Regions from separate parts of the Mus musculus genome. Here regions 2 and 3 are each linked to region 1. A link is a loop called in an ENCODE intact Hi-C map of the cell type or tissue named here. Cell type or tissue: heart. All regions are shown on one strand. Each heading gives the region's core, and the rest is flanking DNA. Links, peaks and the distances in the headings are about the cores only. Region 1 overlaps Gm32970 (a long non-coding RNA gene). Region 2 holds the start of Kcns2 (K+ voltage-gated channel, subfamily S, 2). Region 3 overlaps Fbxo43 (F-box protein 43).

What was found. A loop is a pair of places that touch in the nucleus more often than their neighbours do. Peaks named below come from ENCODE experiments on the same cell type or tissue, not always from the same donor. Only the 100,000 strongest peaks of a DNase experiment are listed, where the experiment ranks them.
Region 2: it touches region 1 in a loop (2.1-fold over the local background); 5 of 42 quality-filtered maps call a loop at or near these places.
Region 3: a loop joins it to region 1, with 11 times the contacts of the local background. A loop is called at or near these places in 12 of 42 quality-filtered maps.

Annotation. Positions count from the first base shown.
Region 1 is chr15:34,737,444-34,747,415 of GRCm38, reverse strand. It overlaps Gm32970 (a long non-coding RNA gene), which reads left to right. Exons shown (of 7, transcript XR_383919.3): 7 at 949-2,446. Among named protein-coding and RNA genes, the nearest start is that of Nipal2, 64 kb to the right of the region's middle. In heart, for the core only: a CTCF peak has its summit at 4,196 (motif pointing left); a DNase peak (open chromatin) is centred at 4,055.
Region 2 is chr15:34,833,075-34,843,046 of GRCm38, reverse strand. It overlaps Kcns2 (K+ voltage-gated channel, subfamily S, 2), which reads right to left and starts at 5,692. Exons shown (of 2, transcript NM_181317.4): 1 at 5,195-5,692; 2 at 1-4,597. The coding sequence starts at 4,554. The coding sequence ends at 3,121. It overlaps Gm32970 (a long non-coding RNA gene), which reads left to right and starts at 4,372. Exons shown (of 7, transcript XR_383919.3): 1 at 4,372-4,708; 2 at 9,106-9,227. In heart, for the core only: no CTCF peak of the experiment used is centred there; no DNase peak of the experiment used is centred there; H3K4me3 peaks cover 1,309 bases; H3K27me3 peaks cover 5,714 bases.
Region 3 is chr15:36,142,537-36,152,508 of GRCm38, reverse strand. Fbxo43 (F-box protein 43) reads left to right here. Exons shown (of 5, transcript NM_001081253.2): 4 at 324-524; 5 at 617-2,449. The coding sequence ends at 865. Among named protein-coding and RNA genes, the nearest start is that of Rgs22, 7.1 kb to the right of the region's middle. In heart, for the core only: CTCF peaks have their summits at 326, 3,825 and 4,026 (motif pointing right); no DNase peak of the experiment used is centred there; H3K4me3 peaks cover 563 bases; H3K27ac peaks cover 411 bases.

The sequences.
Region 1 (9,972 bases), core at 1,182-9,181:
ATAAGGTATTTATACCATTTAGTCTCCCGGATCTCCTGACTGCTGACTTCCACACTACACACAGATGGGCTTTTCCTGGCATTGAGCTGGATGCCATGAAAATCTCTAAACTCAATTTTTAATAGGAAAATGTATGCTGCCAAGTTGGGCTCCCCGGGGGACATTTTAGCTGTGTGAGTCATGGGGTATTTAGAAATTTTGCTCCATTTAAGGGTGTTCTATTTACGAGCATGTGTAGGTTTTTAGAATTTTGGAGTTGTGATGAGGGTGGGTTATATATTAAGAATGTATATGCCTCTCTTGGACTGTAAACAAAAGGGTGTGTGTGTGTGTGTGTGTGTGTGTGTGTAAGAAAGAAAGACAGTGAAACAGAAACAGACATTTGAGAGAGACAGAACATTACTGATAGTGGTCATATAGGAACTTCAAAGAAAAAAAAAAGGTAGCTAACTCTTATCAGATCATTTTCTGCAATAAGAATTTGCTGACCTAAGTTTGACCTTTAGAGCTTCCATCCCCCTTGTTTCCTGAGGTGGCAGCTGTGGGAGCAAATGGTGAGGGGAGGGTGAGGTCAGCTGGAAATGAAGGAAATCCTACGTGTGATTGTATGGTGGTATCAGGTGGAAGCAGCGTGCTTTTGTTCCCTCAGCCCATCTTCTAGAACTGTACTGCAGGAGTCTATGCTGAAGAGGAGACTGGCAGGGTGGTCTGAACCCACCTAGCTCAGCTCTGAAACAGGATGAGCAGACAGGGCACCATCAACAACCCAGATGCTCTCAGAAAAGAGCCCATTCTCTGTTTATGTGCGAGCCCCCCACAAGTCCTGCCATTGTACTCCTGAAGCCTGAACTCAGAGCTACAGTGAAGTCCTAAGCTCACATCTGTCACTCTCTCCATCTCCCCACAAAGTCATTGATAACCAAATGGGTGTTTGTATTCTCTCTAAAGGAGGCTGCTGTCGCAGGATCTGGATCTCCTTGCACCATCCTCTCTGTCTTCTTCTGAGAATATCATTGAGCCAACCTACCTTCCTCCGGTGGGAAGATATACTTCTGCACAGCCCTTCCTGGGAGATATTTACCACCTGGATTCCATGTGAACTGATTCCACCAGGAATTTGTGCAGTGTCTATAAAGCAGGTTCCAGCTCATGAAGGACAAAGGCTGGCAGCAAGGACTAAGCTGAGATTATCATGCCCTTGGGACTGACTTGAGTTCAAAATGCTGTGTGACCTAAGCCAAGAAGTAGCAGAAGTCACATTAGGATCCTTTGTCACATTCTGAAGGTGGATCTCCACACCTCATCAGACCAGCACACCTGCTTTAGTCTAGGCCTCTTCTAGAAGCCAGCATGACATTCCAGTGCACGCCACATCACTGTACAATACATGTCTTGTGCACAGGTGTGCTGCTCTGTCCCTGTCCCCCAGCAAGGTAGCTGGAGGTGTCAACCCAAATAGATCCTGAAATCTGTTCAGCACTCTCATTCCAATCATGAAGGTAGCTCACCTTGACTGTAACATTCATCTCATGTCAGACATTGATCTATGCTTTTCATTAGCAGATTTAATCCTCTCAGCAATACAATGAGGAAACTGAAACATGAAGAGACCAAGTGGCTGTCCAAGTCCACAAGCTAGAAAAGGGAAGACAGCCTCCTAGCAGGGCCAATGCTCTTAGCCACATATCTTATGTACATGGGGGCCATGCCTAGTTTTAAAAAGACAGTTGTGTCTATGTGTCTGCAGCTACATCTTTATACTGTGGGGAAAACGTGGGGCCTAGACTGAAGAATGTGTGGGTCAGAAAGTGGCTCTCCCACCACCAAGGTTGTTGGTCATCTCTGAACACTCAAAATCAGGCCAATGTTCTCTCTGTCCATCTGCTGTGACTGGAAAGGGGTGTTCAGTGCAATGAATACATTGGCTGTCTGCCTCTTTGCAGTGATCAGACTGACAAGACCCATCTTTGACCCTGTTGAGTTTGGGTCCAATGAGTATGGAGAGTATAAGAGAGTGAGTTAAATGGTTGTGTAGTGAGCATCTGGCACTGCTAGGAGATGCTCTAGAAATCACTGATCTCTATTCATTTACATATTTTACATAAAAGTCCAGAAGATGCATTCTTGTATCCTGTTACAGTTTGAATGTGAAGTCTCCCCTCCCCAGCTCATATTTTGAAGTTTTGGGCTTTTTCCCCCCCACCACCAAGATGACAGTGTTATTCTGGAGGGTCGTACAATGACTATGAGGTGTCTGAAGTAGGCCCCTGGTGGCAGCCCTTTCAAGGTCTTGTTTGGCCCCTGCTCTGGGCCCATTCTCCTCGCTCTCTTGTTCACCGTGCTGAGACATCTCCTCCACACTTTTCCACTCCCATGCCTTCCTCACCACCACTGGCTGAAATCCCTTTTGATATTCTGAGCCAAAATAAACTTCTCCTTCTTTAAATGGTTTGTTTCAGATATTTTGGTCACATCAACACAAAGTAACTATGAACAGTACATAGCTTTAGCCAACTGGCCTGTTAACAAAGCTATCTAGTTGCTGGAATGCAAAGAGAACCATGAGCCTTAGACTCTACCCTGGTGTTCAGTTAAGCAGAGATAATGCCTTCATAATCTGAAAAAATGGCTGTTCCATAAAATATTAAGGTGATGGAGCTGTCTATAAGCAGGAGCTTCCAGAGAAGGAAGAATATTCCTTACAGTGCACCAGGGAAGCCAGATAGCATATGACAAGGACTATACCATTCACAGACCAGACTTCATTAATAATAAACCTTGTTAATTCAAGGAGTGTTAGATGCAGGACTAAACATGAAGATACAGCAAGGAAAGCCCCACCTTTGTGTTTATGGTGGTGTCGAGGGGTCAGTAGCTAGTTATACAAATGAAACCGAAGGATTAAGCATAGAATTGTTTAGGGGAGAGTCTAATGTCTCTTCCACTCTTGTGGGGTCAAGGTGGCTCCCATAATGAAGTAATTTATAATTCCATATCTTAACGGAAACGAGGAAAAGGATATGGAAGGGGACACACTGAGAGAACGAGACCCTGAGTGTGGTAGAACCCAGGGAAGAGAAAGCATTTGCAGGTCTCCATCTCCAGGACAGTGTCCAACATGCATTTGACATCTAACCAGCACTGTGATGGAAGACAGAAGGAAGGACATTGGCCTCCAGAACCACCCGAAACACAAAACTGCAAGGCTTTCAGAAAGGCATAGAGAGCAGAAAGGACAAGAACTGAGACATGGTGGCCTCGGGGATGAGAGTCTGCAGGGCTCTCCCAAATCACATTACAGAGTTAGGACTCTAGCCTGGAGGTAATGGAAGGCCCTTGAGGGATTCTAAGAAGATCAGATTTAAAGATCCTCCTGGATGCTGGATGCTAGAGAGGATCTAGTCATGAGAAGCCAAATAGAGTCACCCAGGAAGGAGAGCCCAGCAGCCTGATTCTGTTATAAGCGTTTAGGAAGACACTGATTTCGCCTTTTCGTCACTTTCTCTTGGTTCCTTTGGGAAGCTCTAAAGACATGTGGTTGTACTCTCCATGCCACAGCTGTTTGCGGGTGACAGATGGCACCCAGTTGTGTGCCTAGGAGCTCACGTCTTTTCCCCAGAGTATCTTTACTTTGTTTCTCAGCACAGGAAGGAAATACCATTTTCCCAGCTCTTTCTTTAGAAAAGTCACTCCTCATTTGCTTATGAGAGCTTTTGGTCTCTGGACCATGTTTGGATTCCATGCGTGCATTGTGTTGCACTGCGGTCCAGCTCAAGGGTGGCTCTGCCTTTCTTGGTTTTCTGGAGGCAGTGTACTTTCCTCCTGATGCTTATCTTCAATCCCTTTCTCAGAATGTCTTGCCCATGAACTCTCTAACAGCATCACAATCGGTGCCAAGTGGCGTGTTTCAATAGATTTCTCAAATAGGTCAGATACTGAGCCAAAAAAGACAGGATGCCTCAATACAAAGCCGCACATTTCTGAGAATCCTTTAGTAGCTGTCCTCTGCCCTCGGGATAAAGTACACCACCCTCCTCCCCCGCATCCCGTCCCCGTATCTGTTGTTTTGGACAGCCGGCTTCTGTCTTTACTCCACCTTCTTTAAACCCAAGCAAAGTTTTTTGAGCAAAAGGGTGGACCACTAGAGAACTGGAATGGCAGCTTGAACCAGGGGGAAGAGCTCCCCCTGCTGGCGGGTAGATCCGCTGCACTTTAGTCGTGGTTGTCCTTGTATCTCAAAAAGCATTTAGGTGTGTTTTATAAAGATTTTTCGGGTTAAATCGAATCATGTGTGGAAGTGGGTTTAGGGTGTGTACTTTTAGAAGGAAATCCATGACAAATCCTTTCTGTGACACAAGAAAACCTTTTAAGACAGGGAAATAATCACTTATCATCATCATCTCTTATGTCTCTGATGCTATTGGGGCAGCATGCCGAAGGGGTTCTCCTGGGGTGCTGCTCCTGTTGAGAGCGCTGAGGAAAAGGCACAGTAGCTGAATATGATGCCCAATTCTCGCACGTCTGACATTTCCATACCTTACAAAGGAGGCTTTTTTTTTTTTTTTTTTTTTTTTTTTTTTTTTGGCTTGTGTCTATGAAGTGGTTAGTGCTTCTCATAGCTTGACTGGGGGTGGTGTCAGCAGCCCTGGGCTGGCAGATTCAACAAGACCAACGCACGAATTTGGAAAGAAATCAACTCTTCCTATGGGTCTTGGCTCCAGAATGATCAAGAGGAAGAAAGCAGGAGAGGACAAGAGAAACACCGCCTTCATGAGCAGGGTATCAGCCATATTACCCAAAGGAACTGTGTCGGTCACAGTTAGGGTTGTTTTCCCTCCCTCCAGATGTTGTGTGTTACTGAACCTGTAGTTGGTAAGCACATACATGCCCCCCTTAGCAACGGTCAGTGCCGGCATGATGGCTGGCTTCAGGTGTAGAAGCTACAACTGAGCATGAACACACACACACACACACACACACACACACACACACATACACACACATAGTGTGCTGCTGGAACTACTGTATGATCTCTCACGAAACAGAGACCCAGTCTCATTTTGTAAATGCTTGGTCACATGGTAGGATGAAGCCCACATTCAAGTAGATTTGGCCCAAGCAATAAGATTAGGGGTGTAGGCTTGATCTCTTTGCTGGGAATTTGAATATTTCCATGAGCTCTCAAGTGCAAATCCAGCATATTCTTTGACCTGGAATCCCAGGAAGGTGAGCCCTGAGTAGTTTTCAGACTAGATTTCATGGAGCTCCGAGGTTGAAAGAATCAGCTTGCTCTTTTGTAGTTGGATTGCTTGCAACAAAAAAGGAGTAACCAAGGGGATTCCCACTCACCTGGCCATCTACTGGATCCAGAAACCACTGGACCTGAAAATCGTGCTCACAGCACCTTGAGCTAGGGGCATGAAGGAAAATCTAGAGTAAAAAAACAAAAAAGACTTTTGCTTCTTCAATTGAGAGGGCAGACAGGCTACATGCATTTGAAATTGGTTATAAACACTAGACCCACCAGCTACAATTTAGGAGGTCTTATGTGCAGTCTGCCCAGTCCAGGTATTTTAATGCTGTGTTGCAGGGAAGTAAAGGCCAGCTGGCAGCTGACCGACCATGCTCAGGGGTCAGTTCTAAACAGCACTGTTTGGGAAAAGCTCAATCTAAAACAGACATCTCTGGATGTGTTTAGGTTTTGCTTTCTTTCCACTTTTAAATATTAAAAATTGACTCCAGCTGTGGGGTAGAAAGTAACGCCTAACCTATAAAAACATTGACAAATAAATCACAATGCAATTTGCCGCGCATTTTTGTGAGGTCTAAACACCAGTTCTTGAAAGGAATTTTCCATTATTGCATCTTGGGAAGATAACTTCTTCATGAAAAATTCATTTGACTTTTATATTTCATAAACTCATCACATAGCATTCCCACATTTGGGAGCTGAGTGTGCGGAGTGCCCTAGGCCTTCAGCTGTGTTTTCCACACTTCTAAGTTTCTCCTCACATTGCTTTCTCAGCACTGGGGACACTGTAAGAATCTTTATCTAGAAGTTGGGGGGTACATGTTCCCCTGCCACAGGTTCTGGTCTTTCTGTAAACAAGAATGGGGCTAAACAAAGGGACGGTTCTTTCCGCATTTGGACCGTCACGATCCTTAACGAAACTCTACCAATACTCCTTGGGTATCACCCCTGTCCAAGCAAGCGACACATTCCTCCAGTGCAGTTTTATGGTAGAATCACTACTAGAGAACTGTGTGCTTTCTTAGGTGGGGCAAGGAATTCATGGGAGACCCAGGACCAAGGGAAGAGAAATTTGTGTCTCAAACTTTGTGCTTGAGTTAGAGTTTTCAAATGTTGTTTCCAGATGGCCCTGCCCAGGGGCATGCCATCTATCATGACAGAAAAGGTGTACCACAGGAACACACTCCAAGTCTCAGGGACTTCTTTCTGCTTACAGTGCTTGCCCATCACAAGCTGGGTTGTAAAATGTGTGATGGATGGAGAAGCCACCATTTGAGACACAGTGGTCATGTAAAGAAAAAAGATCATTTTCAAGGCCTCCCCCCAGTAATCAAGTTCTCACATCTAATTGGTCAGTATTAGTTACATGGGACTATCCTACCTCCAGGGGTAAGGAAAACTACCTGCCCTGAAGGCTGAGATCCGGAAAGACTTAGAGAAGAGTACTAGTGGACAGCTGGTCCATCACGCCTTTCTAATAGTATTTGTGGAACTGTGCAGTCAGTGGGACCCCTGGGTCCTGGGCTCAGCCTCACAGCCTTAGGATGGGTGTGGCCATGGAGACCAAGGTAGCAGATACTCTCTTAAGTGTCTCCTACTCCTTGAAGTTTTGAGTGTTGTTACACTCACGTTACTTATTGGAGAGGCTGCAGCCCTTGCTGTTCTATAGCCCTCTCTTGAGAAATTGATTAGATCAAAAAAATACATTTACCTAAGACTACTTCAGACGTTTATTGTTTTTGAAATGGCTATATGTATGCCTCAGGGAAATTTGATGGCTTTGACAAGACCATTTTCTTTTTCTTTTTCTATTTATTGGATATTTTCTTTATTTACATTTCAAATGTTGTCCCCTTTCCCGGTTCCCCCCTCCTAGCGAAGCCCCCCATCCCACTCCCCCCTCCTCCTGCTTCTGTGAGGGTGCTCCCCCCCACTCCTGCTTCCCTGCCCTGGCATTCACCTACACTGGGTCATAGAACCTTTATAGGACCAAAGACATCTGCTCCCATTGATGACCTAGAAGGCTACATATGTGGCTGCTACATATCCTCTGCTACATATGTGGCTGGAGCTATGGGTCTCTCCATGTGTACTCTTTGGTTGGTGGTTTACTCCATGGGAGCTCTGGGGGATTTGGTTAGTTGATATTGTTGTTCTTCCTATGGGGTTGCAAACCCCTTCAGCTTCTTGGGTACTTTCTCTAGCTCCTCCATTGGGGACCCAGTGATCAGTCCAATGGTTGGCTGTGAGTATCTACCTCTGTATTTTTTCAGGCACTGGTAGAGCCTCTCATGAGACAGCTATATCAGGCTCCTGTCAGCAAGCTATTATTGGCATTCACAATAGTGTCTGAGTTTGGTGACTGTATATGGGATCAATCCCCAAGTGGGGCAGTCTCTGGATGGTCTTTCCTTCAGACTCTACTTCACACCTTGTCTCCGTATTTCCTCCAGTGAGTGTTTTGTTCCCCCTTTTAAGAAGGATCGTAGAACCCACACGTTGGTCTTCCTTCTCCTTGAGCTTCATGTCGTCTGAGAATTGTATCTTTGTTATTCTGAGCTTTTGAGCTAATATCTACTTATCAGTGAGTACATATCATGTGTGTTCTTTTGTGAGTGGGTTACTTCAACTCAGGATGATGTTTTCTGGTTCCAACCATTTGCCTGCAAATTTAATGAAGTCATTATTTTTATAGTTAAGCAGTACTCCATTGTGTGAATGTACCACATTTTCTGTATCCTTTCCTTTGTTGAAGGACATCTGGATTCTTTCTGGCTTCTGGCTATTATAAATAAGACTGCTGTGAACATAGTGGAGCATATGTCCTTATTATATGTTAGAGCAACATTTGGGTGTATGCCCAAGAGTGGTACAGCTGGGTTCTCAGGTAACTGTGTCTAATTTTCTGAGGAAACAACAGACTGATTTCCAGAGTGGTTGTACCAGCTTGAAATCCCACCAACAATGGAGAAGTGTTCCTCTTTCTCCACATCCTTGCCAGTATCTGCCAGTGACCTGATTTTTTTAATGTTAGCCATTCTGACTGGTGTGAGGTAGAATCCAGGGTTGTTTTGATTTGCATTTTTCTGATAACTAAGGATGTTGAACATTTCTTTAGGTGCTTCTCAGCCATTTGATATTCCTAAGTTGAGAATTCTTTGTTTAGCTCTATACCCCATTTTTAATAGAGTTATTTGATTCTCTGGAGTCTAACTTCTTGAGTTCTTTGTATATATTGGATATTAACCCTCTATTGTGTGTAGGATTGATAAAGATCTTTTCCCAATCTGTTGGTTGCCATTTTGTCCTGTTGACAGTGTCCTTTGCCTTACAGAAACTTTGCAATTTTATGAGGTCCCATTTGTTGATTCTTGATCTTATAGCACAAGCCATTGCTGTTCTGTTCAGGAATTCCCCCCCTGTTCCCATGTGTTCCAGACTCTTTCTCACCTTCTCTTCTATTAGTTTCAGTGTCTCTGGTTTTATGTGGAGTTCCTTGATCCTCTTGAACTTGAGCTTTGTGTAAGGAGATAAGAATGTATCCATGTGCATTCTTCTACATGCTGACTGCCAATTGAACCAGCACCATTTATTGAAAATTCTGTCTTTTAGGAACACTTCTCCACTGCTGGTAAGATTGCAAACTGGTACAACCACTCTGGAAGTCAGTCTGGAGGTTCCTCAGAAAATTGGACTACCGGACGATCCAGCAATACCTCTCCTGGGCATATACCCAGAAGAAGTTCCAACTGGTAATAAGAACACATGCTCCACTATGTTCACAGCAGCCTTATTTTTAATAGCTAGAAGCTGGAAAGAACCCAGATGTCTCTCAACAGAAGAATGGATACAGAAAATGTGGTACATTTACACAATGGAGTACTACTCAGCTATTAAAAACAATGGATTTATGAAATTCTTGGACTAATGGATGTATCTGGAGGATATCATCCTTATCGAGATAACCCAATCACAAAAGAAGTCATTAGATATACACTCACTGATAAGTGGATATTAGCCCAGAAACAGAACACCCAAGATACAATTTGCAAAACAAGAAAATCAAGAAGAGGGAAGACCGACTGGTGAATACTTCATTCCTCCTTAGAATAGGGAACAAAATACCCATGGAAGGAGTTACAGAGACAAAGTTTGGAGCTAAGATGAAAGGATGGACTATCCAGAGACTACCCCACCCAGGGATCCATCCCATAATCAGCCACCAAACCCAGACACTATTGCATATGCCAGAAAGATTTTTGCTGAAGAGACCCTGTTATATCTGTCTCGTATGAGGCTAGGCCAGTGCCTGGCAAATACAGAAGTGGATGCTCACAGTCATCTATAAGATGGAGCACAGGGCCCCCAATGGAGAAGCTAGAGAAAGCACCCAAGGAGCTGAAGGGGTCTGCAACCCTATAGGTTGAACAACAATATGAACTAACCAGTACCCCCAGAGCTCATATCTCTAGCTGCATATGTAGCAGAATATGGCCTAGTCGGCCATCATTGGGAAGAGAGGCCCCCTTGGGATTGCAAACTTTATATGCCCCAATACAGGGGAATGCCAGGGCCAAGAAGCAGGAGTGGGTGGGTAGAGGAGCAGGGCGGGGGGTGGGGGGAGGGTATAGGGAACTTTTGGTATAGCATTTGAAATGTATATAAAGAAAATATCTAATAAAATAAATAAATTAAAAGAAAATGCTGTCTTTTTTCCACTG
Region 2 (9,972 bases), core at 598-8,597, 96 kb before region 1:
GGTCGCTCAGTGCTTTGAGAGCTACAGTAAGTAGCAATAACAAACCCAAATATTAAACATCAATTACTACCTGATGAGCTAGGCATAGGCTCAGCATTCTACACGCCCCTCCTCAGCAGCCAACCTGGGAAATGCAGAACTTGGATGGGAAACACAGCCCCAGACTAATGTATCTGTGCCATAAACGTGTGTCAGTTCCAAATGCCCACCCTGCATGCTATGACAAAGCTTGGCCCATGTATTTGACCCAGTAATACTGAACAGGTCAAATGCCAAGAGTGGAGTTGCTCTTTAGCTACCAGCTGGGTATGAATGAGCCTGCATCTACTGTGTTCCCCAAGAAAGGATTGTACAGGCTACCTTGATCATCTATGAGTCCACTTCATCTTGGTAGCCTTTACTCCCAAGAACACGGCAGAAAATGAATCTGCTCTCTCCTGGAGGAGAAACTACCATGGGAGACATTATCTGACTTGACTAGTCAGAGGCTTTGTGTCTGATCCAGGACTTGTGAACTTCATACCTCCGTGTAGTTCAGTGATAAGGGAAAGGTTCCCAGGGCCTTTACACCATTCTTTATGGTCTATGGAGATCACTGCAGAGCCCAGCCATCTGGATGGCCCTCCCTCAAGGTCTATGAAACTACTGCTTGGGGGAACTTAATGCTCCTGGGACCTTTTCATGCTCAGAAGCGACTAAAAGTCTTGGTGGGCAAAGGAATATTCTTTTACAATTATACATATATCTACAAGAAATGTTAAAAAGACAGTCTCTAAAGCACTTTGGGATTCCCCCAATGAAAGGCACCAGATAAAACAAGTCATCACCAAAAAAGAAAAGTCAAGTTTTCCAGCTTTCATATCCTTGCAGGTATCTCCTTTTTGGTGTTAAACATGTTCATTTAGAAAAATCCTTAGGAGAGTGGCTAAGTTACTCTGCATCTCCTCTTTTCTTCTTTCCATCAGCTTCATGGTCAGTGACCATGCAATTCATGCCCAGTTATGGTATACCATCAGCCTCAGCAAACCAAACAGTCCTCACAGGTTAGGCTGTCCCCTGCCTTCAGTGCAACTGGGAACAGTTTTATACATCCTTGGTCTTCTAGTGCTGAAGATACCAGCCAACAACAAGAGTTCCATATGCAAACTCCCAAAACCAACTCCTGTCTTCTGATTCACAGGCGGGGTTCCTTGAAGTCAACCTCACATTCCTGCTGCTTTGGAATAATAGACATAGATGTGTCTGCACGTAGGCACTAGGAGGTTGCCACCTTCTGCCCCTCATCAGTCTCCAGTCTGATGAAAGATCTGAACTGGAGGCTCAAGGGCATTAAATGGTCAGTGCATTCATCCAACAAATCGCCCACACTGTAGTCACCATGGCAACCACTAGTACACAGAGCCCTCTGAGAAGATCCATTCCACACCCCTGTGAAGTGTGGATTGTCCTTAACTGACTAAAACACAAAATGGACCAATTAAGAGTAGGCCCAAACTTTGGATTAAAAGCCTGTTTATCTCCGTATTTGGATCCCTGGATTCTATAGCCTTGCCAAAGACTCAACAATAATGAAAGCCACTGGAAAACCATCAGATTACTTAGACAATGATGGGAAAGAATTTTCTTAAAGGGGGCCCAGGTGCCCCTTCATAATGTTTTGTGTTAACTGAACAGTGTGTTGGAAAAGGAAATAGAGGTAACCCTTCAACACAGCTTAATGGTTGAAAGGGTTGTTTGTTGTTTTTGTTTTCTATTTTACTAGTTTTAAGCTTTTAAAGAAGCTCACAGTTATTTATATCTTATAAAGTAGTTTTTGGCTTTATAACTCTTTTCTTTTGACTTCTACCCCTGTCCCCCAAACCCCATTGCAATTGCAATGGAAATAAAAGCTACAGTGTTTCCACCCTGGGTAAGCCACCTGCCTTCATGCATGTCTGCATCTTGAATATGCTCTGCACTACCAGGTTTCCATGCCAAGGCAGGAACTCAAGGCAATCAAACACTATACATACACTATCCTGTGTCCTAGAAGCAAAACTACCTAAAGGAAACTCTGCTCAGAAACAAAAGAACATTCATTTTATGGGCTTTTAGAGCAGGCAAGAAAATATTTAAGCTATTGCCCTTGCCAGCAACCTGACAGTGCTTACCTCACAAAGACAACAAAACACAAACTTCTTCCAGTGGAGGAGAAAGACAGCACGGCCTTATTCCTAAACATCTTAAAAAAGAGATGCTTGAAAAACATGCTAATACCAAGACACAGCAAACTTTGGTCAAAATGGCCTGGATTGAGCATCTCAGCCAGAAATAAATGAAAAGAGGCCTGACCATCAGTAAAAGGGCTTAGCCTACATGAACTCCTGGGGTTTGGTCCATGTTTAGCTAAAGTCGCTGTCCCTAAATTTAACTGTTTGGAGGAAAAACATTCAGTCTTTACTACATATCGACTAAGTAACATTCTCTTTACACTGACACTTAGGAGATATACATCAATACATATCTTTCTTTAAAATGACTGGTGCATTCATGCACATCACAAGGACAGGACCAAGTAGAAAGACAACTCGAAGATTTGCATTGGTCAAGTGTGCTTAGCTTTGCGATCTCTCTGTTTTGGTATTAAAGGTAAATGAAAGCAAGGGATACATAATTGAGATTATTTTCACATGGTTGTGATCCAAATCTCACGATATCCTTGCTGACCTCATAGACAGATGTGTTGTCACTGGAACCCATACAGCAGCCTCGGAAATAGGAGCACAGACAATTCCACTCACAGGTAATGCTGGGATATGAGCATTAGAATACTGTACACAGTGGACAGAGAAATTGGCATTCTAGATACTCATCTGGCAGAAAGGTGAACATTTTTTTTTTTGCCATGATGCAAACACCAGTGAGTGTCACTTCACTGAGAGGTGCAAAGGCATGTTATTAGACACACCATCCTCAAAAGAAAAAAGAAACCTCTCTAAACATTGCAAAAGCAATCTAGGGCTTATGTCCCATGCAGCTCTCCCTCTAGGGCAGGGATGATTTCTTATGCCACAGCCCTAAAATTGCCCTGATTGTGCTAGAACCACAAGCAGCAGATCAGCAATGTAAGTCGGGGTCCAGCTAATGTAGAGAATCATCTAAACTCAGTTCACTAGGTGAACTCCTACTCATGTTTGTCAGACTTGCCATGAGGGACTTAACTTTATGAGCATAGTAGTCCCTTAAATTGACCGAAGGGACCTCTTTCATTCCATCTCCAAAGTCACAGCTGCGCATAGCACTCTCAAGTTGCTTTTGGCGCCGATAGAAATGGGAGAACTTATTGAAGATCAAAGTGATGGGCAAGACCACCACCAGGATGCCTGCCAAGATGCAGGCAGAGGCAGTCAACTTCCCAGCTGTTGTCCCTGGGACCACATCTCCGTACCCAACTGTGGTCATACTGACAGTGGCCCACCACCAGCAGGCAGGGATGGTGGCCAGGCCTTCGTTCTCCTCCTTTTCAATGGTGTAGGCCACCACAGAGAAGATGGAAATCCCCACTGAGAGGTAGAGCAAGAGCAACCCCACTTCCTTGTAGCTGTACTTCAGGGTGGCTCCCAAGGAGCGGAGGCCAGTGGAGTGTCTGGCCAGCTTGAGAATTCGGAAGATCCTCATTAGCCTCAGGACTTGAGCCACCCTGCCCAAGTTAGCCAAGGTAGGAGAACTCTCCACCACCAGGTTCACCACTAGAGTTATGTAAAATGGGACAATGGACATGAGATCAATAAGGTTTAGAGCATTCTTGAAGAACTTAAGAAAGTCAGGGGCCACAGCAAACCTGGCCACCAACTCAAATGTGAACCAAGCAATGCCAAAGTGCTCCACAATTTCGAACCTGGGGTCTTCACCGGGGTTACCCTGGCTATCAGGGATTTGGAAGTCTGGCAGGCTATTGAGGCACATGGTGATGATGGAGCCCAACACCACCAAGATGGAAAGGACACTGAAGACCCTGCTTAGGACTGAGTAGCCTGGGTTGTCCAACGCCAGCCACAGCTGCCTGCGGAAGTTGCCCAGGGGTTGCCCATCGAACTTGGAAGCATCATTATAGAAGGCCAAGATCTCATCGAAGGAGGAAGTGGTGCTTTCCTGGTCACTCTGCTCGTCCCATTTCTCCTGCTCAGGTTCCACTTTGCGGCCGTGATAGCTATAGCTGCAGCAAGAGTCGATGAAGAACTCATTGATACCCCAGTACTCGATCTCCTGGCTGAAGGAGAAGACGCACAGCTCAGCCATGACGTGAAGCTTGCCGGTGTGGTAGAAATGCAACACATAGGGGAAGAGCTCGGGGTTACGGTCGAAGTAGAACTCACGCTGAACGTCATCGTAGTCATCGCAGAGTTCCAGAATGGCCTCTCGCGAGTGGCAGAGGAGCAGACGGCCCAGGCGTGTCTCAGGGAAGCGCAGCAGCGTATGGGAACGCAGCCGTCTCTTGAAGCCACCCACATTGATGCGGATCTCTCCATCCTCGACGTCGGTATCGGACACATCCCACAGGCTCTGGCGGGTCATGCTGGAGATGCCCAGGCGCCCGCGCCGCGCGGGGGCGCTACACCTGAAAGCAGAGGGAACAGCATCTATGTGAGCGCCGGCACTCCCCACCCCAAGTCTTTCTCTTGTTTTCTCTTCACCCTCATCTGACTGGCCTCTCCAGCAGGGTCTCTAGGTGAGGTCCAGCACTGGGGTGCAGGAATGGGTCTATGGGAGTTGACTCCCTTCCCAAGGCAAGACAAGGGTGTATGTTTCCACGAGTACACCCGGGCCTCCACCTCCTCCAGGGAGTGGCGCCTGTCGGCTCTGAAAGCCCAAGGGGGCTGTGTGCTGACCTTGCCTGTGAGCAGACCAAGGAGACGCCCCCGCCCTCTCGCCGCAGACAGGCGGGACCCAAGCTGAGATGCGCACTGGCAGGGCTGGGCCAAGAAGGGGGCGCGGAGATTTGGGAGGAGGCAAGGAAATTCACCGCTCTAATCTGTAAATCTGGGCCGAGGGCTAAAAGGGTCAACTCAGCGTCCCAGATCTCCAGCCTTCAAGGACCGATTCCATTCCCAGCCCCCTTCCTACCACCACCCCCGCGCCCTTCTGGCGCCGTGCTCCCCGGCCGCGTGCGCTGCGCCTTCCCGGAGCTCGCCTTGCGCGTTCTAAAAGCGCTTACCTGGGTGCACGGGAGCCCGCGGCAGAGGCCGGCGGGAAACTTCCCCGACCTGCTGGCAAGCATCACCGCGGTGGACGCCGTTGGCTGGCTGCGCGAGTGCGCGCGGGTGCGAGGATGTAGATGTGAGTGCTTGTCTGTGTGCCCCGCCACCGGGCAGGCGGGGTCCACCGTGCGCCTCCTTCAGTCTCCGGCCGCACACACCACCGCCCACATCCGCGAGAGGCTCACAGGTGGCTGCGTGGCCCCGACGCTCGTGGAGCCCCCCTCTTCCGATCTGCGCGCCCCTCACCCACCACGAGAGGCAGGAGCCCACGCCGCAGGCGCCCGTGGAGCGGGGGCGGGAACCGAGCCGGTGCGCCTTGCAGAGGGCCTTGAGCCTGGTGCTGCGCGGTGGTGCTGAACGGACAGCTCCGAGCGCGCCAGCCCGGGGCACAGTCGCCGCCCAGACTCTTGAGACGTTCCGGAGCATCATTCTGTTCTTCGGGCGCCCCCCAGCTTTGCACGGAGCTGACACCTTTTCCCCCTCCCTCGGCATCCTCCAGGGACAGCTGTTATTGTCAGCACCCCCAGGGCTCAGACAGAGGGTTGCCTACAGTGACTTTCCTCCCTCGCCGGGTCTGTAGGAAACAGACTGGAGAATGAAGGATGGCTTTTATGTATAGGGCGGATAGGGCAGCAACGGAATGATCTACCGGCTTCGGCTTCCTCTTTTAGAAACCTGAAGAAAAGTTTCCTATACCTGGAAATGGGGTTATCGGAAAATGGGAGCTGTCAGAGAAGACTGAGGTTGAGCTGTGGCAGGGATATGGGTGGGGCAGGAGCTTGGGTGTGTGCACAGGTCCTGTTGGCATGGGGAGGAGTAATGGAGTTCTGTTTGAGAACTCTGCATGATACCGTGTATGTACAAGCCAGTGTGAGCTTCAGAGGAGTACTTGGAGTTCTGTGCGTGTGTGCAATCTGAGGAGTAGGACTACCCAAAATCTGTGTAAAGTATTGACAAATATGTCTTCTGATGGATGCGAAGATGCATACAGTGTGCCATGTATGAGGATCTGGACATGCATTAGTGTGGTATGTGCATACAGTGTGAGAAACTGTGTGCTGTATAAACACTGACTTCAGCACAGAATTCCCAATCATAAGACATAGGGCCCTCATATTGGCCAAGCCAAGAAATAGACCCTTATTCCTTGGTATCCCCCTGGTCTCTGAGCAAATACATGGTCCTCATTTTCAGACTGTGGCATGCATTGTTAGCAGAGAGCTGGTGTCCTCATGTCTTGGTCAGAAGTAATAGGACAGTTCTTATAAGGTGGCTCCAGACTCAGGAAAAACAGTGCAACCACGAGAAACACATTCTTCATATGTGGCTCTAAGGGTGCCACCTGAATTGAGAGGTGTTCTGGCTCTAGATTGTTTGATGGGTTGGAGCTGAACTCCGGTCAGAGCATTTGTCTGGTATGTACAAGGCCCTAGGTATTGATCCCCAGAACTATGCAAACAGTGCAAAAGACTAGCCTGCTTTAAGCTCCCTCAGAGGGTCTGAAAAGAATCCTTGATCTAGTTTTGTGTTGGATCAGTGGATCCAAGTATGAGTCTTTGTATCAGCCACTCACCTTTGAGCATATATGATGTGTGCATTGGTTACATGTGTCCTCACTAAAAGGACGCTACACCCATGTCTCTGAAGCTTCTGTGAGTGTGGGTCTTCCTGCAAAAGCAGTTCCATATGGGAAGAAGAATAATGTGGTGTGGTTCATGTGAGCTTCCGTTCTTTGATGTTTGATGCTAGTAGTGGCAACAGTGGTGGTGGCGGTGGTGCTGGTGTGTGTGTGTGTGTGTGTGTGTGTGTGTGTGTAGGGAGTGATCTGCCAGTTGGTATCTGCCATCTTCATGCATTTATCACTGTGCTTTATTCATGTCACCCTATCTACTACTGCCTTGCTGCCCTCTTTCCTCTCCCAATCCATCCCCCTATCCCTGTCTTATTTTTTTGATACAGGCTCTCTCTGTGTAGCTCTGACTGCCCTGGAGCTTACTATATAGACCTGGCTGACCTTGAACTCACCGTCTGCCTGCCTCTGTGTTCTGAGTGATGGGATGGGATCATACGTGTATGCCACCTCTCCTGACCCCAACCATCTATTTCTATGGGAGTCTGCTTATCATAGTCTCACCTTATCCTCTGTGTAGTCTGGTTGGATCTATCATTTGAAATCTGGAGCTCCCCCACACCTGGCTGGGCTTCTGTCTGGAGGCTCCTTGGTCTCCTTCATCCCCACGGTGTGCTGCTGGGAGAGTGCCAGCCTTTGCAGAGGTTGTGTGAACTGGTGGATCTGTTATCACTGGCTTGCTGACCCTCCTTTTCAATGCCTCCATACCTTGGAGGGTGGCTGTGAGGTTTCCACACTGCCGGGGCCCTTTGTACCTGGGGACATCCACTCTCTCTCTAGCCTGACATCCTCTCAGTTGGCTTCTGGCAAACTCAAGCCTTACAGTTACCTTGTGCTACACACATCTGTGTGAGTTCTGCTGCATGACACTTCTCAGACACACAAATTCCTTCAGCCTCGGCTCCTGACTCCCGTGTGCCTTGGCTCCTTGAGCTCTGTTTATTAATCACCTTTTCCTGCTGTACTTGGGGGGGGGGGTCTCTCTTCCTAGGAGTAGGAAATGAGCTTTGTGACTCTTGTTTTCTTTCCTCTCTGCTTTATTTATCTCACTCATTTCTTCTTCCTTCCTGATTATAGAAGACTCTGTTCATAGAAAAATAAATTCTCAGCTTTTGTTTCTTTGTACCTCTCACAGGCTTCTGGGCTCTCAGACTTCACATTTCCCTATTAAGGGCTACTCTCCATCACCTATAGCTCTGCCCTTCTGCCCCCACCTGTCCCTCATCTCCTTCTACATTTGGCTTGTTTCTCCCTTCATCAGCTGCCTTTACCCCTGTCTAGACCCCAGGCTACATTGGAGCCCTTGTTTATATCTGCCTTCAGTTAGCTTTTCCTGTGGGGCCAGGGACAAACAACCTTTCCATGAGTATCAAAGTGAATTTGGAGTCTTCAGGGAGAAGCCTGAGTGCGGGGCCATGAGCTTTTCCTTGGAAAGGCTAAGCAGAAGCTCCTGGGCCTGACAGATGTCTTCTCAGAGAGTTAAGTGTATATGACAGGCAGAGCCACTTGTTTATTTCCGAGTCAATGCACTAAAGAGAAATGCAGCCATCTCCCTCCTTCTGTAGCAAAGAAGCTGGTTTTGTTTATAGTTTATTTAGAGGTCTGAACTCTGATCTTAAAATATAGCTGCCTGCTTTCCTGGTGGTGTATTTCTAGGCTTGCTTGAAGGAGGTACTAAAGGGGTGGAGAAGGGGGGAAAGGCATTCTGGGAATGGGGATAAGGGGACCCTGGGTGGTGACCCATATCCTTGTATCTGGGTGACTGTTTCTCTGCTTCCCCTGCCAACACAGATCTCAGCTGAGCCCACACAGCACAGACTCAGCTTCTCTCCTGACAGGTGAGGGGGCTGCTTCAGCGGCCTTTTGAGTGATCTGAGCTGCCTGACCTACATTCCCCACTCTTCAGAAGAACAGAGCCCCATCCATCCCTGACCCTGATGGAGTAGACCACTCTTACCCACACCTATCCTGCTGCCTACCAGCCCCTCTCCCACTGCAACCCAAGTGTCTCTTACAAATACAAGAGGGTCTTGCCTGCCTCCTGAAAGCATCCCAGCTGCTTCCCACTTGACCATCACTATCCAAGACTTTCCACGTTACCTATCTCTTGCTACCTCTCAAGCTTCATCTCTTTGCTGTCTTTTGTGCCCTGGTCATATGTTCCCTTTGTCCCTGTGGCCTTTGTACCTACAATCATGGCAGCTTCACATGACAGGTTTTTTTTTCCTTATCATTCAGGACCTGTTTCAATGTCAGCTCCTCCAAAGCATGACTTCAGAGTCAGCTGTGAGCCTCTCAGCCTGCTTCTGCCTGTGTCTTCACTATGCAGACATCAAACAGCTGTTGAATACCAATTAAGGGTGAGTGAACAAGGTTCCAGTTGCTACCTGAGGTTGTTCCACGGCAGAGTCTTTGCTTCAAAATCTCTTGAAGGAAAAAGAGTGGAGCTGTGGCTGGAGAAACTTCTGAGCTCTGGGGTGGGGGAGTCTCTCTTTGGCAACTGATTGGATCTAGCAATCTAGTGGGTCCCCTAGCTGGCCAAAGTCCCTCTGATGACTGTAGCCTTGAATCAGACCAATTCCCAGTTTTTACTTAAAGCTCCCAGTGTGAGTGTAAGGTGGAGCTAAGATTGATAGATCTGTGAAGGTGCAAACCTGTGTGCCATGAGCCTGCACCCTGAGGTCAGTACCAAGAACAGTGACTATGTCATCCCTGCCTGCCTGAGATGAAAGCTCCATGGCCTTCCCCACCCCCACCCCCACCCCCACCCCCACCCCCCACGTTGCCTCTGTCACTCCTCACTTGCTGAAGGGCTCCTGGTACCTGCTGCCCTGGGAATCCTTTAGCTAGGAGAGAATTAGAAGTAGCCATACCTTAGACTAGGGCCAGCTCCTTACCCCCTTATGATGCTAAGAGTGACAAGGACTGAGGAGGGTAGAAAAATGGCTCTGTGCATAAAGTGCTTGCCGTGTAAACAGAAAGACCTGAATCCAGTCCCTAGAACCCATATAAAATCCAGGCATGGGTGCCAAGCACTTGCAATCCCAGCCTCGGGAAAACGGAATCTTAGACCTTAAGAAGTCCACTGTGGGGAAGGAATGCAAC
Region 3 (9,972 bases), core at 1-8,000, 1.4 Mb before region 1:
CTCTTACATTACGCTGCAGTGCTACAGACTTGCAGGAGATTCTCCTGTGTCCACTTCCCATGTAACACGCCAGGCTGTTGGGCTTGCACCACTAGCTAGTGCTTTTACCCACAGAACCACCTCCCCATCTCCAAACTTAGGTGAGAAAAGATTCCCTGCCTGACCCCATCCGCCACTCCATTCCATTCCCTCCCCCCCCCCAAAAAAAGAGAAATGACGTAGGGAAAGGTCCTGATGGTATAAACCTTTCCTAAACATTACATCAGGGCCAGGCAGAAAGCTGCTGTGATTTTGCAGTGTTGTTTCTCCTTTCTTTACCACAGGGGGCCGCTGTGTTACGTGTTCAGGATGCTGCCACTCGGCTCTGCCTTCTGAGTCGCTTGGCCTTAAGATCAGTGCAGGCACAGGCACAGGCACCCAGTGGTGAGCAGGTTCCAACTCTGTCCCCTTGGGGGGATGTTCTGACACCTGTAGCAAGCTCTTCCCTCACCCACCTACGGAGTAAACAGGAACAGTATGTGAAGGTGAGCACGGATGTAAGTTATTAGAAGTAGCTAGAGTTTGAAATGAAGTGACTGAGTCCCTAGAAGACTGAGTGTGCCTGCTTCCCCTGCAGGTTGCCAGGACACTGTTTACTGATGAAGCTTTAAAGCCTTGCCCGAGGTGCCAATCCCCTGCTAAGTACCAGCCGCACAAGAAAAGGGGGCTATGCAGCCGCCTGGCCTGCGGCTTTGACTTCTGTGTGTTATGTCTGTGCGCTTATCACGGGTCTGAAGACTGTAGAAGAGGGTCAGCAAAGGCGAGAGGTAGCAAAGATGTTCTCCCAGGGAGTGCCCAAAGCAAGCGGAACTTAAAACGCCTCTGAAGAGACTAAGGAACCACTCGCGCTGGCCCATGTTCTGTCTGACTTAAAATTATGACTATTTTGAACACATGCAAATCTTCCCATTGATGACAGACGTTGATTTACTTCCCACTTTGTTTGTTATAATGCACACCATTGTATATTTTCTTTAAAGTGATGAATTTTGAAAGAATTTTATTTTACTATGTCATATCCCCATTTTAAATATTTTGATGTTTTAAATAAAGAATTTTCAGGGTTGTTATATATGTGTGTTTTATTGCTCCATGTAACCTTTTAAATTTGTGCATTTCATAACAATGTGTTGAAATGTTCTTCAATTATTTAAAAAATAATTTCCAAATAATTTGAATAATTTGAATTTGAGGTCAGTGAACTTTCAGGTTTAGAAAATGAGTTGATGGCTGAAATTAAATATAAATAAAATGTTTTTAAAAGTTCCATCAAATGTAATCTATAATTTCAACCTTCCTCTTACTTGATATTTTAGTAGACTTTTTGTTTAGTAAAATTTACATACTAATAAATGTCAGTTACGGTGACTGTGTAGTTACTTATAATGGGAATTTTATTTAATAAACTCCTATAAGTCACACATTTTTTTTTTTTTTTCGAGACAGGGTTTCTCTGTTTAGCTCTGGCTGTCCTGGAACTCACTTTGTAGACCAGGCTGGCCTCAAACTCAGAAATCCGCTTGCCTCTGCCTCCCAAGTGCTGGGATTAAAGGCGTGTGCCACCACGCCCGGCAAGTCACACATTTCTAATTAAGTACTTTAAAAATCTGGAATTATAGTAACAGATTCTGATATTTTAAAAGATTTGGGCTGGGCAGAAATGATGGGTTTTGAATGGGAAAAATATGAAGTTATTAATAATGGCCATTATAATTTGTATGTGTTTGTAATGTGCCTTTTTCCAAGAGGGATTTGGGAATGAGTGAGCTCTGTTATAGATCAGTGGCAAAAAGAGCTAAGTTTTTTTTATTGCTGAAAAAAGTGTAAGAGAGGACTCTTGTTTTGCTTTTGGGTTTTTTGTTTTGTTTTTGTCATCATTTCGTCATTGTTGTTACTGTTGTTTTGTTTTGAAGACAGGGTCTCACTATGTAGCTCTAGGTCTCCTGAAGTCACTATGTATACCAGGCTGGCCTTGAACACACAGAAGTCCACCTGCCTCCTGAGCTGGGGTCAGAGTCCTGCACCACTACATCAGGCCTCAAGAAGGAAACTTCTAAATGATGATTTATTTATTTTTATCTTATGCATATTGGTGTTTTGTCTGCATTTATGTGTGGGTATTAGATCCTTTGGAGCTGGAGTTAGAGACAGTTGTGAACTGTCATGTGGATGCTGGGAACTGAACCCGAGTTTTTCAGACCAACAGCCAGTGCTCTTAACCACTGAGCCATCTCTCCAGACCCATACGAGGGAAACTGACAACACACTTGTATTTTGTATATGTAGGTGATTGCTGTATATATGTGTTTTTATACTATACACACATATTTCAATGTAGCTCTGAACACATTATTTTAAGAAAGTGGTTAAAATTAAAACTAATAATTAAATTTAAAATTTACATATTTTCTAAATTGAGTGTTTCTCTTTTTTTCCTTTTCTTTCTTCTTTTTCTTTTGACAAACTCTTACTTTGACGTTCAGGCTGGCAAGGAAGTCACTACATAGCTAAACTGGCCTTGAATTTGAAGTAATCCTCCTGCCTCAGACTCCTGAGTGCTGGGATTATAGGCCACCACACCCATCTTGGTGTCTTTTTAATTTCCTGAGGCATCTTGTGCACCAGGACCAATTTTGTACGGTTTCCCTCCGTCTTTCCCTGCATCCGCCAGAGGCTCTCGGGTGCATTTTAGTGCATTGGCTTCGGTCCTGATGCTCATCCCGGACTCATTTCCTATCTGGAACTGCCCACTCCCTGTGGCCTTACGCGTGTCTGGGTATGGGTATGTACAGAAGTGTAGGTGCCAGAGGAAGGTATCAGATCTGGACCTAGAGTTACAGGTGTGGGTCGTCGGACCTGTGCAAAGCCTATGCAAGAGTTGTACTTGCTTTTAACCTCTGAGCCATCTTTCCCACCCCCAAAGCCAAGTTCCATTCCCTTGGCTTAACCATAGCATAAATCGCAGTTGTAAATTCGTGATACAAAGATTATACTGAGGACTTGGGCACTTACTAAATGGCATTCCTGTTTATGTCATTTCTTTAGGTTATTTCTGGCTAACAGCATTTTAAAAGATCAGATCAGGGATGGAGAGATGGTTCAGTAGTCAAAAAGCACTGGCTGCTCTTCCAAAGGACCCAGGTTCAAATCCCAGCACCCACAGCAGTTTACACCTGTCTGTAATTCCAGTTCCAGAAGATCTGACACGCTCACACAGACATACATGGAGGCAAAACACCAATGCAAATAATAATAATAACAACAACAACAATAATAATAATAATAATAATATCAGGTTATTGTGGAGGGGTGGCATAGACAAGGGAGAGATCTCCTCCCCCCCCCCCCCCCCCCCCCCCGCTTAAGCACATAGGAGAGTTGGCCCCCAAGGTCATAAGAGCAGGAGAGCTGGCCCTGCCCCTCACTGACTGCCCACTCAGGAGAGCAGGCCCCACACTTGGCCTGGACAGCACAGTAGAACTGCCCCAGGTGGTGGGAGAGCAGGGCCCCACCCCTGGGCAGCCCTAAGGGCATGAGCAAGAGAGAGCTGGCCTCACCCCTTGTCTGCCACGGAGGGGAAAGGTCAAGATTCTCCTAGTCACGTGTGGCAGGCAGGAGAGCTGATGGGCTGACCAACTCAGCTACAACCCAGGCACAGACCCAGGGCTCTGAGTTGGCCCACCCGACACCTACCCTGTTATGGTGTGCTGGGTGTGTGAAAACGCCTGCTGTGCGGACCTCCCGGATGCGGGACAGCAACAGGAGCCCCTGTGAAGATCCAGTATAGAGAGGGTAGCAGAAGCCAGAGGCCTCAAATGACTCAGTGCAATGAACACTCAAAACTGTGACACCCTACAGCTTCCCCAAGGGACAGAGAGATGAGTGGGTTGGGGTGCACGATGTAAAATTCACAAAGAATAAGATCAAATTACTCATTTTAAATAGTTAATTTTTAACCGAATACTAAGAAATTCCGCTAGGGGGCACCAAAGACTGATTTATGGTGTTAAAGGCCTTCTACAAGTAAATGTAGCTTTTATGAATTTGACATATACTATGACATTTTCAAATAGGGGAAGTGTTTCTCTACTTAATTTTTTTTTAAAAAGTATATGTAGAATAAATTTGGGGAAAAGTTATTACTTTGAGCTGGTAATTAAAATATTTGGTTGGCTTGCAAGTCTTTTGCAGAGCCCTTTGCTGGTGGACCCTAGTCTGTGCTCCCTATTAACTTTCCCACCAGCCCTGTGCTCCTGGCTTCCTCACCACAGACTGTGGAGACAGATAAGTGCGAGCAACTATAATAGTGTCATGCCAACAATGGTTTCCCTCAGGTAGTTCCTGTCTTGCCAGAAGCAGGGACAGGATTAGGCTCTCAGTCACATCCTGCAGGGACAGGGACAGGGTTAGGGTTTTAGTCACATCCTGCCTACATTACTGCGAATATTCCCAACAGGTCCACTCTAAACACCTAATTCCAGGCTGTCTGCTCTTCACTGTGTCTCCACACCACATTGTTTCCTCTTAAGGAGTAGACTTTAAACCGTCTCTCCAGTGATCATTCTGCACACTTTATTCCAGACACGATGACATCTCGTTCTTCCAACCTCGGTGTGTTCTCTCCCACTCCCTCCCTCTCTTGCTGTACAGACTGTTAACCCTGGCGTTCATCTTCTCTTTTCATGTGTCAATTTCTGGTATGTCTGACAAGATGAAAATTCTACCTCCCTGGAGTTGTGTATTTATCCTTTTTTGTGGTCTTTCGACCATGTTTACTGCCATCTTTAACCTTTGAAACTGTCAGTAAAATGCTTCCTGCATAATAGGCTGTGCACAGAGGCTTAGTTGAATGGCTACAGGGGTTGTCAGTGGACATGAGGACTTTCTCCAAATCTCCTTTTCCTTTGAGGTTGCACAGGAGACTTTGACTGCGGTTATTTTTTAGTTACTTGCATTTATTTTCAAGTGAGAACGGAACCAGCACATCTTTCCTTCACCTTGTTCGCTTTTCCAATCCTTTTTTGCCTCTGCCTGGGACGCTCTCTGACTTCCATCACCTGCTCCCTTCTTGCTTTACCTAAGCAGCTTTGACTTCTCCAAGGGGTCCTGCTGATTAGCCACCTCCTGCCCGAGGCTGGCTGTCTCCGTGGGGCAGCTGGAGCTCTTTTGTGCTGTGCTCCCTGGATGTATCCGAGCTTTTCTGTTCTCTTCCCAACACATCGAATCCCTCCACCCCACGGTGCTCCCAATCCTTAGTCTGAAGGGAAGTCCCGTGTTTAGCAGACCCTTTCTTTCCAAGATAACTCCTCTTTGGTGAGGTTAGGGAGAAGGGGTCACCCTGTCAAAGGACTCTAACATGGCTCCCTTGGTCTTCCCCCTGACTGTCAGGGAAGTGTAAGGTGCTGTCTCCTTTCTGAGATTCTCACTGTGATCAAGGATAAGTACTCTTTAATTATTTCCTGAGAAGATAAATATTCTGGGGTAGGGCTGTGTCTCTCCCCGCTCCCCTCCTCCCCACTTCGCCAGGTATGTTCCTTTAATCTTACAGAGACAGGCAAAGGATGACTGAGGGATTGTGGGAGCCAGAGACAGGGACACCAATGTAAACAATGAAACTTGTTACATATTTTTTAAAATTTATTTTTGATTAGATATTTTATTTACATTTCAAATGTTATCCCCTTTCCTGATTTCCCCTCCGAAAACCCCTTATCCCATTCCCCATCCCCACATATTGTTGGGTTTTTGTTTTGTTTTCTGTTTTGTTTTTGACAGGGTCTTACCACACAGCTCTTGCTGGCCATGTACACCAGACTGGCCTGAAATTCACAGAGGTCCAATTGCCTCTCGCCTCTCAGTTGCTGGGGTTAAAAGCATGTGCCAACATGCTCTGTTGGTAGCTCGTTTTAATTTGGTTAGGCAGTGAACTAAACGTCTGTACACATGTGTGTTAGGAACAATCAACTATATGAGAGAGGTGCTATTAGCAGTATTTTTTTTTCCAGAAAAGAAATGTCTAAATGAGCCGAGAGGTAGACTCTGTCTTCACTGGTAGGTCTAGAGCTGGAGTTAAATGCTGGCTGTTTGCTGTTAGACACTGGTCTTACTTAGCTCAGTGCCTGCTGCATGTGTGTCTGAGCGTCACATGTTTGCAGTGCCCACAGAAGCCAAAAGTGGGCATCAGATCATCTGGAACTGGAGTGATAGACCCATCCCGCATCAGGGACCTCTGTGTGTGTTGCTCTCTGCCTTAGTAGAAAGCCATTTTCTGTTGGTTTTGCATCTAGTAAATAAGAAATTCAAGCTATTGGGCTTCCTTCCTGCCCTCAACTACTGACATGTACTTAGGGCATTAAATTTTGAGATTTTTTGACAAACAATGTTCTTTCATGACTTCAAATAATATAACATCTGTTTCTTCATTAAGTAGGGTTGTTTGAGGAGCTGAAGCAGTGGCTCAGCAGTTAAAAGCACTTGCTTTCCTTGAGTGGGATCCAGGCTTGCTTCCTAGCACCCACGTGGTGGCTGGAACTCTAGTTCAGGGAATCTCATGCCCGCTCTTGCCTCTGTGGGTATCCGACATGCATATGGTGCACAGACATACATACACGTATGCAAATATTTATAATCTTAAAATGGGTTGTTTAGTACATATTTAATGAGCATTTACTACATCATAGTTTATCTGTTAGAGGTAGCAGAGTTGCCAACTTAGTTCAAAATAATCTCTTAAAAGAACCAGAGAGATGGTTCAGGGGTTAAGAGCACTGGCTGCTCTCTCAGAGGACAGTGGTTCAATTCCCAGCATCTATGTGGTGGCTCGCAACAGTCTGTTACTCCAGTTCCAGGGGTTCTGATGCCCTCTCTGACTTCTGTGGGTACCAAGATACACATGTGGTGCTCAGACACATACACAGGCAAAACATGCTACATATAACGTTATCATTAAGAGCTTAAATTCATTTTCAAAAAGGAAAATGAGTTTGGGAAGAAGAAACACAGGAGGGGCAGGGAGAAGAGAGAAAAACAAGGGAGTGTTTTCCTTTCAAAATATTCATGTGTGTGTTTGCCTATATGTGTGTCTGTGTACCATGTGAGTGCCTGTGCCCACAGAAGCCAGAAGAGTTCACTGGATCCCCTAGGACTAGAGTAACAATGATTGTGAGCTGCCACGTGTGCGCTGGGAATCGAACCCAGGTCACCTGAAAGAGCTGCAAGTCCTGTTAACTGCTGAGCCATCTCTGTAGCCCCAGAAGAAGGTATTCTTTACCTGTAAAAATCACAACATCCATAAATTAACATTTTCAAACTTTGACTAGGAAAGGGTTAAAAACGAAATGGAATTATCTCACAAGTGCACACCAGAAACAAAGCAATGGCATGGAATCTATGAACAATTAGAGCAAATCTAAACCAGCAGGCCCAGATGGTAATTAACTCGGATAAGCTAAGAAATTACCTAATGAATATATTAAACTAATTATGTTCTTCCAAAAATTATGAACTGTTAATTTAGGAAGTATGAAAAAACAAAAACAAAAACATTGTTTTTCTACTAAATGTCATACAGGTGTGGGTAATTGTTTTCCAATGTAGATAAGGTATATATTTAATGACAGAAAAAAAAAAGATAGTGTTTGTCCAGAGGAGCATGGAAATCCTCAGCAGGGGTGGCGATGGCACCATCCGTTGGCACCATGCGGCGTTAGCCCCCTCAGAGGGGCTGCATGGTATCTCAGAAAACACCCCAGTGGATTAGCTGCTTATTCTAATTCACGAGTGTAGTTTCCTGATGTGGCAATAAGACAATCAAAACCAGAACAGAGCATGCTCAGAGCTTTGGTCTGTACCCTCCCTGCCTGTGGGTTTCAGGAACTTCAAGGCAGGTAAGAGAGAGGAACACTATAGGAATAAGCAGAGAGAAGACTCCATCTTGGTCTCTGCAGAGGCTGTTGCTCAGGAACATGGGCGTGGGTTGACTAGCCTGCAGTGTGCACCCTTGGGGTTGGTTTAGGGAGCACATTTGTCTGTGAATAGCTCTGAGTTAGAATTGGGGCATCAGGGGAGGTAGGCTCTCTCTAAAAGTCAAGAGAGCCTAGTCACCGAGGAGATGAACCTAAGACCACACACGGAGAGGTAGCTCTTTACACCCAAGAGGACCACTATCATAAAAATGTCAGATGCTACCTCTAAAATAGTCAAGTGAGAACTGTTGTCCTAGTAACAAAGTAGTATGGACAATTTGGGAGACGATCCGTTATTCCTTGGAACATTCCAGTGTAGAGTGGCCTGTGGAGCCGCCAGTTCTGTTAGGTCCTCAGGAGAAACAGAAACATCTGGACATAGCAACCTGTACACGGACATTCACGGCATGGTCCTCCCTTAGTGGTCACACCTGGAGCCCCAATGTCCAGTTATTAGTGAATAGATGGAAAATCTGTAACCATTTAACAGAATACTACTTACTAATAAAAAGTACAATGTACCTGAGACTCGAAAACATTAACCGAAGGAAGCCAGACACAAAAGTGCAAAGCGATGTGATCCTATCTATATGACATGTCTAAACAGGAGAAGCAGAGAGAAGGTAGGCGAGGGAGTTACAGAGATGGAGACATACTTGAAACATTGTGCCGTTTCTTGGAGATATTGGGAATATCCAACTTTGTGTTGGTTGTGCATTCTACACTTGAAATGAGGGGAACGGATGGATGACATATGACTTGTATATCGTTAAGGTTACAAAAAAATCTCCAAAATTTTTGAAGTTTATCGCCTAGGCCTTTGGGTTCAAGTTACTGTGTTTGTGATCCCAGTGTTGTTTTTACTTTGGGAGATTGTTTTGGGAAAGAGCCATACAATAGAGCCATCTGTCCTAGTTGGAGTCACTATTGCTCCAAATGAAATACCATGGCCAAAAGCAAGTTGGGGAGGGAAGGGTTTATTTGGCTTACACTTCAACATCACTGTTTATCATCGAAGGAAGTCAGGTCAGGACCTCAAACAGGGCAGGGACCTGGAGGCAGGAGCTGATGCAGAGGCCTTGGAGCTTGCTGCTTACTGGCTTGCTCAGCCTGTTTTCTTATAAAACCCAGGACCACCAAACAGCCCAGGGGTGGCCCTACTCACAAAGGACTAGGCCCTTTCACATCAATCAGTAATTAAGAAAATACCCTGCAGCCTTGCCTGCAGCCTGGTGATCTGAAGGCATTTTCTCAATTGAGGCTGTCTCCTTCCTAATGATTTCAGCTTGTGTCAAGTTGACAAGAAACCAGTCAGCACACCATCTAAGGGCAAAGGCTTTGGAATGTGAAAAATGTATTAATAGCTGTCTGGGTAAAAAAACAAAACAAAACAACAACAACAAAAAACCTTCTCTATATCTGTTTTCTAAACTACAAACCCAGAAGAACAATGCTGTTCTATTTAAGTTCCCATTCAGGGCTCCTGGTAAGAGGGGGCAAAACGTGAGACACTGTCCATGCTAAACTGATGAAGTTATCAACTTGTCTGGCCAGAACGAGCATGCGTGGGCAGAGCACAGGCAGGTAACTGAAATGAGGAGTTGCAGAAGTTCAACCGGCAGCCACTAGCCTGTCAGGTCATGGTTGTGGGTGTGATGCAGAGAAAAAGGCTGACATGGGATGCAGCCTCCAGTGCCTGGCAGCTTACTGCCCAGAAGGTGCATTTCTGGCTCAGTGACTGGAATAGTACTGTGGCTTTAAGGTATGGGTTTGCAAAAACAAGAGTAGAAGCCAGTGGTAGGAGTCCATGGGAACATGCACACGTGAGGAAATGTTCCTGGTAAAGAAAAGGCCATTGTGGCAGAAAAACAAATTGTATACTGACTCTCAAGTTCGTATCCCACATTCTGAAGTCCTGTGTCAACTGCAAACTGGGAATCTTGGTTTAGGGACTTCCTTGACAGTGGCC